Regions from separate parts of the Homo sapiens genome. Here region 2 is linked to region 1. Evidence: chromatin contacts called from ENCODE Hi-C or POLR2A ChIA-PET data. All regions are on one chromosome and are shown on one strand. Each heading gives the region's core, a stretch centred on a gene start or an enhancer-like site at or near the end of the contact. The rest is flanking DNA. Distances are from core to core; before and after follow the strand shown.

What was found. Hi-C counts contacts between places; a loop is a spot of excess contacts on that map. ChIA-PET counts read pairs that join two places held with the same protein, here RNA polymerase II (POLR2A). Pooled maps may share reads with other maps.
Region 2: a map of gastrocnemius medialis shows a loop between it and region 1 (4-fold over the local background). The contact joins the promoter of TACC2 here to the promoter of BAG3 in region 1. A Hi-C loop is called at or near these places in 1 of 168 maps with a recorded cell type or tissue (gastrocnemius medialis) and 1 of 50 pooled maps. POLR2A ChIA-PET finds 5 or more read pairs at or near these places in 1 of 52 experiments (naive thymus-derived CD4-positive, alpha-beta T cell).

What each region holds. Positions count from the first base shown.
Region 1 is chr10:119,647,421-119,653,452 of GRCh38, reverse strand. It overlaps BAG3 (BAG cochaperone 3), which reads right to left and starts at 2,073. Exons shown (of 4, transcript NM_004281.4): 1 at 1,598-2,073. The coding sequence starts at 1,777. RefSeq lists a silencer at 2,021-2,320 and enhancers at 2,521-2,600, 1,981-2,935.
Region 2 is chr10:121,986,944-121,993,875 of GRCh38, reverse strand. TACC2 (transforming acidic coiled-coil containing protein 2) reads right to left here and starts at 4,713. Exons shown (of 23, transcript NM_206862.4): 1 at 4,388-4,713.

The DNA.
Region 1 (6,032 bases), core at 824-3,323:
CTTGATCTTCACTCACAACAAAGGCTGCCAACAGATACCACTATCCCTATGTCTACAGGAAGAAGGCTTCAAAATAATAGTTGTAAACCACACTAAAGATCATGTACATCCACGCAGACTCCTAAGAAAGGTGGTTTGAAATGAGTGTCAGTTTCACCCAAAAATGGGTGGAACAGACACACAAAAAGGTATATGTAACTGTGCCCATCCCAGCTAATTACAGCCTCTTGTACTAATTTTCAAGAATAAATATACAACTAATCTCTCGTAAATGTAAACTGCTGCCTGTACACGGTCTCACTGCTGGGCACCGGAGTTTTATCAATATTGTTAAAACAAAAAGTGCATAAAGATGAAGGGAAATAATACAGGTCTTTCTTCTAAAACAATGGGTTACACAGCAGTTTTAATTTGGTGAGTTTTTAAATCTTCAAAATAATTTACCAGCTCTTTGCTGCTTTTATCTTGCCCAGACGGCGTTAACAATTCAGCTTTAAGTATAACATATTTATTTTAAAAACTTTTTATCCTGAAAGCTCAAATTTATAAAAAATTGAAAGAATAGTATAACTAACTCTGATTTTTGAAAATTAACACACTCATTCCAAATTTACATTTTCAAATTTCATGCTCTTGGGGATTAAGAAGTATATATCCTTGCATGTATGTAAATGAGACATACTTCTGCTGTATTCACAAGAGTATCATTAGTCAGTTATTTGTGTACTGGTAACAAATCCTAAGTATTTTAATACCATAACAAGGCAGGAAGCGAATGCCATTATAAATATACACGTATCATTCTCTTTCTCTCCAGTGTGAGGCAATGTGGTAAGGCAATGGCCAACTGTAAGACAGTCTCAGATCTCTAGTCTAGATCTCTAGAAACTGCTGGGGAGAAGCACACCCTGTTTTTTATTTTACAAATCATACTAGGATACGTTCATATTGAAAGCACTTTCAAACAATAATACAATTTTAATTTAAAATACACACACACACATATATATATGAATGTTTTGACACCAGCCTCCAGAGTCATTGGGTGCCTAACATGGGACAGTAGCCAAGATACCCCTCAACCAAGTTGGAGAACTTGAGCGGTAAAATTCCCCCCAAAACCACCATCCAAGCTTGCGAGTGTCCCCCTCGAGTCCGCGGTCAGCAGGGTGCGCCGCGGGTCCCGGGCCCGGAGGCCGAGCGGGCAGCAGGGGCCACGGTGGGCCGGGGCCTCCGGAGCTGACCAGGCCGGCCGCCCCTCTCCCAGCCCTAGAGCGCGAGGCCAGCGCTGGACACCCGGCCTTCCGCCCTGGAGTCGAGCCGTGGACGGCACCGGAGCCACTGCGGGGTCGCTTCCCGGGCCACCGAATCCCGGGGCCTCCTTTCGCCCCGACGCCTGTCAAGGGCGGGTCCGGAGCGGGGACTCGTCCGGGCGCAGCGGGAGTGTGTGGCGGGGCGCGGAGCCGGTGTCCGCCCGCGAGGGGCCTTCGCCGACCCCCGGGCCCCGCCGCCTCGCGTCCCCCCGGCCCAGCCCACTCCCCGCCGCCTGCCGTCGAGGTGGCGCCACCGACCAGGGCGGGCCGCGGGCCCGGCTCACCTTGGGGCCCTCAGAGGGCACGCGCGGGTCGTTCCACGTAGTGGTGCGGCTGTTGTGGTCCACGAAGAAGGGCCAGCCGGTCTGCGGGTCGATCTTGATCTCCCATCCGGGGGGCAAAGGGTCGCGGTCACCGTTGCCGGACGCCACCTGCATCATGGGCGAGTGGGTGGCGGCGCTCATGCTGGGTTGGGGTCTGCCCGCTGGGGCGCGGGTGCGGGGCGCTGGCTCCGGGCGCCGAGTCTCTGGCCGGGCCGCCGCCGTGGGCCCCTCTCCGCCGCCGACGTGTCCGGGAAGCCGGCGCCGGGCACCTTTATGAATTAAAGGCGGGGGTGACGTGGCCAGAGAGGGGTGGAAGTGTCTGGAAATAGCCTCCTCGCTGCCAGAGGGGAAGGAGGAGATAAAGGGAGGTAGCAACTGGCCGGCTAGAAACTTCTGGTCCAGTCCAGAGAAGTTGGCCGCGGCCCGGGGTTGGATGCGGAGCTCCGCCCTGAGTCATCGGCTATAATCGCGGCGGGCGGGGCAGAGGAGCGGGGGCGGGGCCTCGGCCCGCTCGCCCCTCCCCCACCTCCTCCCGCCCCTCCCCCTTCCGACTCGTGCGCGTGCCCGGGCCGGAGTCGCCGCGGGCGGGCGCGGGCGCGGCTTCGGGGTCCGCCTGCGGGTGGGAAGCCGGACGAGCTGGACTGGGGCCGTCCTCCGTGCGCCCCGGGCGGGTTTCGGCTTTCATAGTCGCTCTCTCCCTCTCCTTTGCGCCGAGTGAGTGTTCCCGGGGCCGGAGCCCGTGCTCCCCGTGCCTGCCGCCCGTCCTTCCTGTACAAACAAAACCATCTCGCCCACCTCCACCCCCTCCCCCATATATGATAGCCGAGGACCCTGAGGGCTGTCCGGGAGGAGCGCGGGGACTCTCATCTGACACCGGAAGGAAGCCAGGGAGAAAATGGAAGTCAGTGCAAACTCACCTGCCTTCCTTTGGAAACTTCAAGAAAAAAAGAGATTGTATCAACTGATGGCTTTTAGTCTCCTAGACTAAAAAGAAAGTTTCGTTGCAGCTTTAAAGATAAATCACATTTTCTTGGGTCTGGATCTTTTTTATGGTAGAGATTGGTTCTTGCTATCTTATATCTTGACCCTGATTTGGGAAGTAAAGACCGAATAACCATGACATTTTTTGTTTGGTTTATTCAATTGCACTTGTAACCTGTCAAAGGAGAAAATTACAACACATTTAAAGATCTTTTTTGTTGTTGTTGTTGTTGATTTTCATTTTTTAACTTTTATTGTTAAAGATCTTATTTGTGATTCTAGAAATTGGGCAACATCTCCATTAAATTAGAATAAGTGCTCCCATGAGCTGAGCAGAAGAGGTTGGTTTTATAGACAGAGAAGGGCTGAAGAAAGCAGAAACAAAGAACCAAGACTGGATTGGTTGTTTCAAAATTACTTTCCTTGTAAGGAGGGGACAGAGAGACAGAATCATAGAAAAATAACTGATGAGGGCTTGCCACCATGGCTCATGCCTATAATGCCAGCACTTTGGAAAGTCAAGACTGGAGGACCTCTTGAGTCCAGGAGTTTGAGACCAGCCTGGACAACACAGTAAGACCCCCATCTCTGCATAAACAAAAAATAAGCCAGGTGCAGTGGCTTATGCCTGTAGTCCCAGCTACTCAGGAGGCTGAGGTGGGAGGCTCATTTGAGCCCAGGAGTTTGAAGCTGCCATGAGCTATGATTTTGCTCTTCATGCCAACCTAAGCGACAGAGCAAGACCCTATCTCTTTAAAAGAAAGAGAGAGAAAGAAAGAGAGAAATGATTGAGAGAAATGTAACATCAGGTTACATACTTCAGATTACTGTACAGTTGACCCTTAACATGGGTTTGAATTGAGCAGGTCCACTTGTACATGGATTTTTTTTCAATAAAAGTTACACCGATGTGCTTGCCTCTCCAGTCTCCCCTTCCACCTCCTCCACCTCTTCTGTCTCTGCCACCCCTTGACAGGAGAATCAACCCTTCCTCTTCCTTCCCCTCCTCAGCCTCCACGTGAAGATAATGAGGATGATGACGTTTATGATGATCACGTCCACTAAATGAGTAGTAAGTGTACTACTCTTCCTTATGTAAATGTAAAATCTCTTCCTTATGATTTTCTTAACATGTTCTTTTCTCTAGCTTACTTTATTGCACGAATACATATAATACATATACAACATATGTGTTAATTGACTGTTCATGTTATTGGCAAGGCTTTCCGTCAAGAGTAGGCTATTGGTAGTTTTGGGAGATTCAAAGTATGCAGGGGCGGGGCATGGTGGCTCACGCCTGTAATCCCAGCACTTTGGGAGGCCAAGCGGCGGATCACTTGAGATCAGAAATTTGAGACCAGCCTGGCCAACATGGTGAAACCCCAACTCTACTAAAAATACAAAAATTAGCTGGACGTGTGGCACATGCCTGTAATCCAGCTACTCGGGAGGCCGAGGCAGAACTGCTTGAACCCAGGAGGCGGAGGTTGCAGTGAGCCAAGATCATGCCACTGCACTCCAGCCTGGGCGACAGAGCCAGACTCCAGTTCAAAAACAAACAAACAAAAAAGTATGCAGGGATTTTCTTTTTTCCTTTCTTTTCTTATTTTATTTATTTTATTTATTTATTTTTTTGAGACAGGTTCTTGCTCTCTCTCCCAGACTGGAGTGCAGTGGGGCAATCTCAGCTCACTGTAACCTCTGCCTCCTGGGTTCAAGCGATTGTCCTGCCTCAGCCTCTTGAGTAGCTGGGATTACAGGTGTGCACCACCATGCCTGGCTAATTTTTGTATTTTTAGTAGAGACAGGGTTTTGCCATGTTGGCCAGGCTGGTCTCAAACTCCTGGTCTCAAGTGATCCACTCGTCTCCGTCTCCCAAAGTGCTGGGATTACAAGCATGAGCCACCTCGCCCAGCTTTGCAGGGATTTTCGACTGCACGGAGTTGGTGCCCCCAGCCACCTCCTGTCACTCCCCAACCCTCACCCCTCATTCGAAAGTAGCCTGTTTGGGAAATTAGACTATCACCTCTCCTGATTTCTCAGAAAGTCAGATAACAACTTGGTTTTGGTTTGGTGATGTGGAACTTTAGCATGAGTGACTCCTTTCTGATTTTTCGTCGGGTTTGTTAAGGCCAAATGCAGGAGCTTAGTCCAAAACAGTGACCTCTTATAACTTTTATTTAACAAACGTCAATGAGCACCCCAATTCCCCTGGGAAAGAGAGACTGTGTTCCAGAAAGAGAGAATGTTTGGGAGGTGACATTTTAGATCTTTAGACATACTGACTCATTCCCTTCCCCAGAAACGCTTTGAACTAATATTGGGCCTAGTTTTCAATTCGGAATCAGAGAATATCCTCGAACCCCAGTCAATACCTCTGCCCCTTCCTGCCCTCAGCTTACTCCTTCTGGAGAAAATGCCAGAGAGGCCTGCCTATCATTTCCAATGGAATGATTCTCACTTGTAAAAGTATGCTTATCCGCTTTGGAGTCCAGTAACTCCAGTGATGATCAGGCCCCAGGGACTGATGCAGGTCACCAAACATGTTAGAGACAGGTGTATAAACCCGAATGTCAGTGCACTAGTTTCCCATAGGAAATATTACTGTTGAAGGAACTAGACCCCCAAATTCACTAGTCAGTGTCTGCCTTATGCTTCCTTATGTCTGCAGCCCTGAACCCAGAGTCCATATTCAATAAATGTTGATGTTTATCGAAGATTGAATCCAGAGTGAAATTTTATTTCTATCTTCTTCCTTGCTCAATTTGCTTTCCACTACAGTTTAAGTAACTACAGTTTAAATAAACACAGAGGCTGGGTGTGGTGGTTCATGCCTGTAATCCCAGCACTTTGGGAGGCAGAGGTGGGGGGGATCACTTGAGGTCAGGAGTTTGAGACCAGCCTGGCCAACATAGTGAAACCCCGTCTCTACTAAAAATACAAAAATTAGTCGGGCATGATGGTGGGTGCCTGTAATCCCAGGTACTTGGGAGGCTGAGGCAGGAGAATCGCTGGAACCCGGGGAGCGGAGTTTGCAGTGAGCTGAGATCACGCCACTGCACTTCAGCCTGCGCAACAGAGGAAGACTCTGTCTCAATAAACAAACAAATACTGAAAGTGGTGTTGGCCATTTTTCCCCTGAAAGAAGCAGCAGGGAGGAAGCAGGTTACTCTGGGATTAACATAGCTGCTTCTGACAGTTGCTCTGGAGGCTAAAGCAGCTCCATCCTGGATGCTCATCTGCCATGTTCGTTTCTGATGAACCCGTTCCAGGAATGCCTCTAAGATTTCTATTTTCACATACTTACCCTTCGGTCAAAATAACGTTGGTGTTACTGTAAACACATACTTACTATAAATCCTGCCTGTGGCGAATTCCCTGTGGTATACAAGCCCTGGGACTTCAGGGTAACAGT
Region 2 (6,932 bases), core at 3,464-5,963, 2.3 Mb before region 1:
AATCACTTGAGCTCAGGAGTTTGAGAACAGCCTGGGCAACACAGAGGGACCTTGTAGAGTCTACTAAAAGTACAACAAAAAAATTAGGCAGGCATGGTGGCGCACGCCTGTAGTCCCACATACTTGGGATACTGAGGTGGGAGTATCGCTTGAGCCAGGGCGGTTGAGGTTGCGGTGAGCTGTGATGGTGCCACTGCACTGTAGCCTGGGTGACAAATTGAGAACCTGTCTCCAAAACAAACAAACAAAAAACAAAAAACAAACAAACAAAAGCCCCGAAAGGAGGATATACATTTATGTGTAAATACTACATTATAAAGGCAATGATCTAAACCTAACCATACAATGTGCTACATTATAATATATAAATAATTCTTTCTGGAAACTCACATAAGAAACTAGTGACAGTGGGTGGACTCGGGAGCAGGGAAAGAGGAAGACTTCCCTCTCATATTTCTTTTCTAGTCTAGGGATTTTATCTCATGTGAATGTATAATTTTTCAGAGAAAATTTAAAAGGTAATCTAATTTTCATCGGAAATATTTAATTTTCAAAATTATTCTAGTATTCAGAGTGCAAATTCAAGTGACTACAACTCCTTTTTTTCACACATTTAAAAGTTAGTTGAGTTGTCTTCCTTAAGAAGACTGAGTTTTATAATAACTAAAATGCTGTAATACCAAAGGACCTCCCAGAGAGTTTTGTTTTGTTTGTTTGTTGTTGAGGCAGGGGTCTTGCAACATTGCCCAGTCTGTTCTTGAACTCTTGGCTCAAGGGATCCTTCCGCCTTGGCCTCCCAAAGTGCTGGGATTACAGGTGTGAGCTACCATGCCTAGCTTCCCAGAGAGTTTTGAATGAGGGTTCTGAAGGCTGGATGCTAAGTCTCGATTCAGCTATTTTTTCTTTCTTTTTTTTTTTTTTTAGAGACAGTCTCACTCTGTTGCCCAGGCTGGAGTGCAGTGGCACGATCTTGGCTCACTGCAACCTCTGCCTCCCAGGTTCTAGCAATTCTCCTGCCTCAGCCTCTGGAGTAGCTGGGACTACAGGTGCCCACTGCCACGCCTGGCTAATTTTTTGTATTTTAGTAGAGACGGGGTTTCGCCGTGTTGCCCAGGCTGGTCTCAAACTCCTGAGCTCAGGCAATCCACCCTCCTTGGCCTCCTAAAATGCTAGGATTACAGGCGTAAGCCACCATGCCCAACCAATTCACCTATTTTCTAGCAGTGACTTGGATCAATTGCCCAAGCACTAAGCACTTCCATTTCATCAGGCAGAAAAAGAGAATGATCCCACACTCCACCTTCTTCATAGGCCCAGCATGACTTAATCATGATGATGTACATAAAAGCCCTCCAAAAATGGAAAATCCCTATTCTAGAACTGAGTTGTTCTGTGCAATTACATTTTATAACTTTTCTTGAAGTTCTTGTGTAATTCTGCACTCAAATAACTTAAGTCAAATTTTCCTGTTGGAAAAAGCATTAAAGTAAAGGGGCCCCTACATAAAACCATGTGGCGTGTTTTCACATTAGCACTTTTTCGGCTCTTAAAACCTTCAGGTTTTTCACTTTCTCAGCATCACCTCTCTTGTGTACAAACTGCTTTCTTCCAAAAGAACAGCCTGGCATATCAGGGTGGGCTGTTCTGGGCCTTCTTCACAGCTTTCTACCACTTCTCACTTTTGTTCCCAGTTTATTGATCTGGGAACAGTTTTTTAGTACTCCCACTAGCACCAACACATAAAACGTGGGTGAAATGGTGATGCAGTTTGGCTGTGTCCCCACCCGGATCTCATCTTAAATTCCCACTTGTTGCAGGAAGGACCTGGTGGGAGGTAATTGAATCATGGGGGCAGGTCTTTCCCATGTTGTTCTCATGATAGTGAATAAGTCTCACGAAATCTGATGATTTTATAAGGGGAGTTTCCCTGCACAAGCTCTTTCTTTGCCTGCTGTCATCCATGTAAGATGTGACTTGCTCCTCCTTGCCTCCTGCCATGATTATGAGGCCTCCCCAGCCACACGGAACTGTGAGTCCATTAAACCTTCTTCCTGTGTAAATTGCCCATCTTGGGCATGTCTTTATCGGCAGCATGAAAATGGACTAATGCAAATGGCTTTGAGATATAAAAAAGTTTTAAATTACACTAAAGTCACAAGTCAGAGTTCCAATGTCTGTAAACAACAGTGCAGTTCCCATGATCCTGATGAAAACCTGCAGACATCTCTGTATACCGGCTGAGATGGTGCCACCATACAGCAACAGTGTGAGTGCAGTTTCTATCATTCACTCAGCTGCTCAGCTTTGAAATGATTCTTGACCAAAACATTCATTCATTAATTAGCAAAAAAGACTTATTTTTAATTTGAGATGTGAACTATTTCAAAACTTGCTCATAAAGTCAGGTTTGATTAATGTTATTTTATTTCATATTAGTTCCTATTTGCCCAGTTGAAATACACGTAAACACAACCTTGCTGAAAATCACTAGCATGTGGCGGACAGCGCAAAGAAAACAAAACATTTCCCAGGCAATGCTTAGAGCTCCTGATTATTTAAAAGCTCTGAGGGGAAAATAAATTTAAAGTAATGTTTGAAATGACAGTAAACAGGTGGATTTATAAAAATAAAAATATACAATGTTTAAGGTTCATTTATCTCCATACATAAAATAAATAAATAAAAGCCCTCTCTTTACTGAAGAAGACAGAACACACAAATGCAACTCCTTTCCTTTAAGAGACTTCATTAAAATGATAACAAAGGCATTTTTAAAAACAAGTAGGTCCAGATGAGGCGTAGTGGCTCATACCTGTAATTCCAGTACTTTGGGAGGCTGAGACAGGTGGATCACTTGAGGTCAGGAGTTTGAAACCAGCCTGGCCAATATGGCAAAATCATCTCTACTAAAAATACAAAAATTAGCTGGGCGTGGTGGCAGGTGCCTGTAATCCCAGCTACTCAGGGGGCTGAGGCAGGAGAATCGAGTGAACCTGGGAGGCAGAGGTTGCAGTGAGCCGAGAAGGCAACACTACACTCCAGCCTGGGTAACACAGCGAGTCCCTGTCTCAAAAACAAACAAACAAACAACAACAACAAAAAAACAGGTATGTCCAGACAATAATGTAATAATGTGGCAAACTGGAGAAGGCACATTAGCTGATGAGAGCTTTCTCCATGGTTGTGGGTAATGGAAAGCAGTGACGGCCTGGTAGTTGAGGAATTAGGGCAGAGGGGCATTAGACTAGAGTAGAAGGGGCTCCAGCCAAACAAGACTCTGCAGACCCTGGAGAGGGTCTGAAACACCAGGAACAATGGTGGGAACGTACTTGGGCAGAAAATTAAAAATAAGTGTCAATGGAATCTACCCTTTGCCCTGCCTGGCCCCGTGCCATAAGACAAAAACAAAATTGAAAACGAAAGCAAAACCTTTCCTATATCCTGATATTTAAAATTCTGGCAGTGTTTGGTGGCTCATACCTATAATCCCAGCACTTTGGGAGGCTGAGGCAGGAGGATCACTTGAGCCTAGGGGTTTGAGACCAGCCTGGCCAACACGGCGAGACCCCCATCTCTATAAAAAATAAAAAATATTAGCTGAATTTAGTGGCATGCACCTGTAGTTCCAACTACTTGAGAGGATTGCTCCTGGTGGGAGGATTGCGTTAGCCCGGGAGGTCGAGGCTGCAATGAACCATCATTATGCCACTGCACTCCAGCCTGGGCAGTAGAGCAAGACCCTGTCTAAAAAAAAAAATCCACAGAAGGTTGAAGGTAAATTTAATAAAATATCTCAAAAAACAGAATTAAAGAAATATTTAAAATATGAAAAAATATTAAAGGTCTGGAGAATCAAACTGTGAGGTCCCTATCTAAGTGACGGGAGATGCAGACATGACACAGAAAAGTAGAAGGAAGAAAGTGTCGAGGTGGTAACATAAAAATATTTCCCATGCTGCACATGCTGGCATGTGCTTGTGGTACCAGCTGCTTGGGAAGCTGAGGCAGGAGAATCACTTGAGCCCAGTAGTTCTGGGCTACAGTGAGCCATGATCATGCCACCGCACTCTGGCTTGGATGACAGAGTAAGAACCTATCTCTAAAAACATAAAAAAAAAAAATAAAATTAATTTAAAAAATAAAAATAAATCATAATTTTTTCCAAAGTTGAAAGACGCAAAAGGGCTCTCACTAGGTGCCTAGCACAGTAGATGAAAATACCTCATACAGTTCTGTGAGTTGGCTGGGCTCAGCCAGGCAGTTCTCACCTTGAGTGATGGTGCTCCCCAGCCACTGAACCTAAGAAGATAGGGTTTTCCTACCCTGTATTTTCAAGTAATGGGAATCAGAGCCAACTTCATTTTCCAGCCCTCTCCTCCTTACTTACCGCACTCCAGCTGTTACCAGTAGGGAATCTGATGTGTCTGCAGCAGCAACTCTATTCTTCCCTCCTCAGAGGAAAAAATTCGCCCAAGGGGCATAAGGTAGAGTAAGAAACCAAGATAACTTTTAGAGCAGGAGTGAAAGTTTTTAAAAAAGTTTTAGAGAGGAATGAAAGGAAGTAAAGTATACTTGGAAGAGGACCAAGCGGGTGACTTGAGAAATCCCAGTGCACTGTACAACCCTTAATGTGGGGTTTTATATGTTGGCACGGTTCTGGGATTTGCGTTTCTTCTCTCCTGATCCTTCCCTTGGAGCAGGCTGTCCACTTATGCAGTGGTCTGCCAGCACTTGGGAGTGGCCGCACTCACAGTGTGTTTACTGAAGTTGTGCGCGTGCTCATTTGAGGCATTTTTCCCTTGCCAGTCGAGAATTCCTAGAGGAAGGTCATATATTAGTTAAACTCTGACATTTTGCCCCTTAGGGCCCATGCTTGAGCCCACTTGCCCAACTCCTGAGATCTTATCAGGAAGCGGCTGACACTAGCTTCAGGTGTTTTCTATCTATTGGGAGCCGGCCTTTCCCTGGTGCTGGCTGCAACCAATGATGATTTTAGAGAAACAGTGTAACAACCACCTGACCATCACATGATGGTCGCCTGACATTCCTGGTTGGGGGTGGGGGTGGAATGCCCTCTGCTGCCCTTCTCATGTTCCCCTAGCTACCTACTCTAACACAGGTATGTATGCCTTTCTGAACTTTCTTGAATGTGTCAGACTTATTTTAACCCCAAAGACTTTTTTTTGCTATTGCCTTTGACTACAATATGACTTCCCTGTATTTTTGCATGACACATTACTCCTCACAATTCAAGTCACATCTCAAATGTCACCTCCTCAGGAAAGATGTTGTGCTGCTCATCACACCTAAAATAGCAACTTTCAGGTCGGGCACAGTGACTCATGCCTGTGATCCCAGCACTTTGGGAGGCCGAGGTGGGTGGATTACTTGAGGTTAGGAGTTCAAGACCAGCCTGGCGAACATGGTAAAACCCCCTCTCTACTAAAAAGACAAAAATTAGCCGGGCGTGGTGGCAGGTGCCTGCTATCCCAGCTATTTAGGAGGCTAAGGCAGGAGAACTGCCTGAACCCAGAGGTGGAGGTTGCAGTGAGCCAAGATCGCACCACTGCACTCCAGCCTGGGTGACAGAGTGAGACTCTATCTGGAGGGAAAGAAAAAATGCAACTTCTATTCTCCACCTATCCCTTTAGCCTATTTAAATTCTTCATAGCACTTACAATGACCAAATCCTTTTTTTTTCTTTTCTTTATTATCTGTCTCCTCCATGAGAGTAGGGACTTTGTCTTATTCATCATTATACAGATGGTTCTGGAGCCACCCAACAAGTTCTTCTTCCCCACTGCACAGACAAAAATCAATTCACTGAGACCATGGCATTGCAATAGAGAAAGAGTTTAACTGCCGCGAGGCTGAGCCCACGTGGGAGAACTGGAGTTATCCCTCAGATCAGTCTCCCTGTAGGCTCGGAACAAGGGTTTTTATGGACAATTTGGTTGTCAGGGGGTAGGGGGATAGTGCCGCTGATTGGTTGGGGATGAAATCATACCGGTGTGGAAAGCAGTCCTCATGCACTGAGTCTGCCTCTGGGTGGGGCCCCAGGACCTGTTGAGTCATGAGTCATGAGTCTGAGTGAGGTCAGTCTGAAAAACATCTTAAAAAACTCAATCTTGGCTGGGCGCGGTGGCTCACGCCTGTAATCCCAGCACTTTGGGAGGCCCAGGTGGGTGGATCACAAGATCAGGAGTTCGAGACCAGCCTGGCCAAGATGGTGAAACCCCGTCTCTACTAAAAATACAAAAACAAACAAACAAACAAACACCCCAATCTTAAGTTCTACAATAGTGATGTTACTTACAGGAGCAATTGGGAAAGTCACAGATCTTGTGAACTCTGGCCACATGACCCCTGGGCATTAAGGGACTATAGAAACTATGCCTACATTTTAGCAGAGTTCTGCCTTCTCCCATTATCCTATTCCTGTGGCCTTTCATTAGTCTTACAAAGGCGATTTTGGTCCCTGAGAAAGGAGGGGGTTAGTTTTAGGGAGGGACTATTATAATCTTTACTTTCAAATTAAACTATAAATTGAATTCCTCCCAAAGTTAGCTTGGCCTATGCCCAGGAATAACCAAGGACAGCTTGGAGGTCAGAAGCAAGATGAAGTCAACCATGTCACATTTCTGTTACTGTCAGTTCTGCAAAGGCAGTTTCCTTCCCTAACATAACAATAATTTGATGTAGATTTATCATAAGATGGCTCAAAAGAGAGAATGCATTCAGCAGAAACTGTACTTTGAGTATTCAAACAACTATTCTGTTTTTCAAATTCAGTACAGTATTCAATAAATTCTATGAGATTCAACACTTTGTCACAAACTAGGCTTTGTGTTAGGTGATTTTGCCCAACTGTAGGCTAATGCAAGTGTTCTCAGCACGTTTTAGGTAGGCTAGGCTATGCTACTTTAACAGCT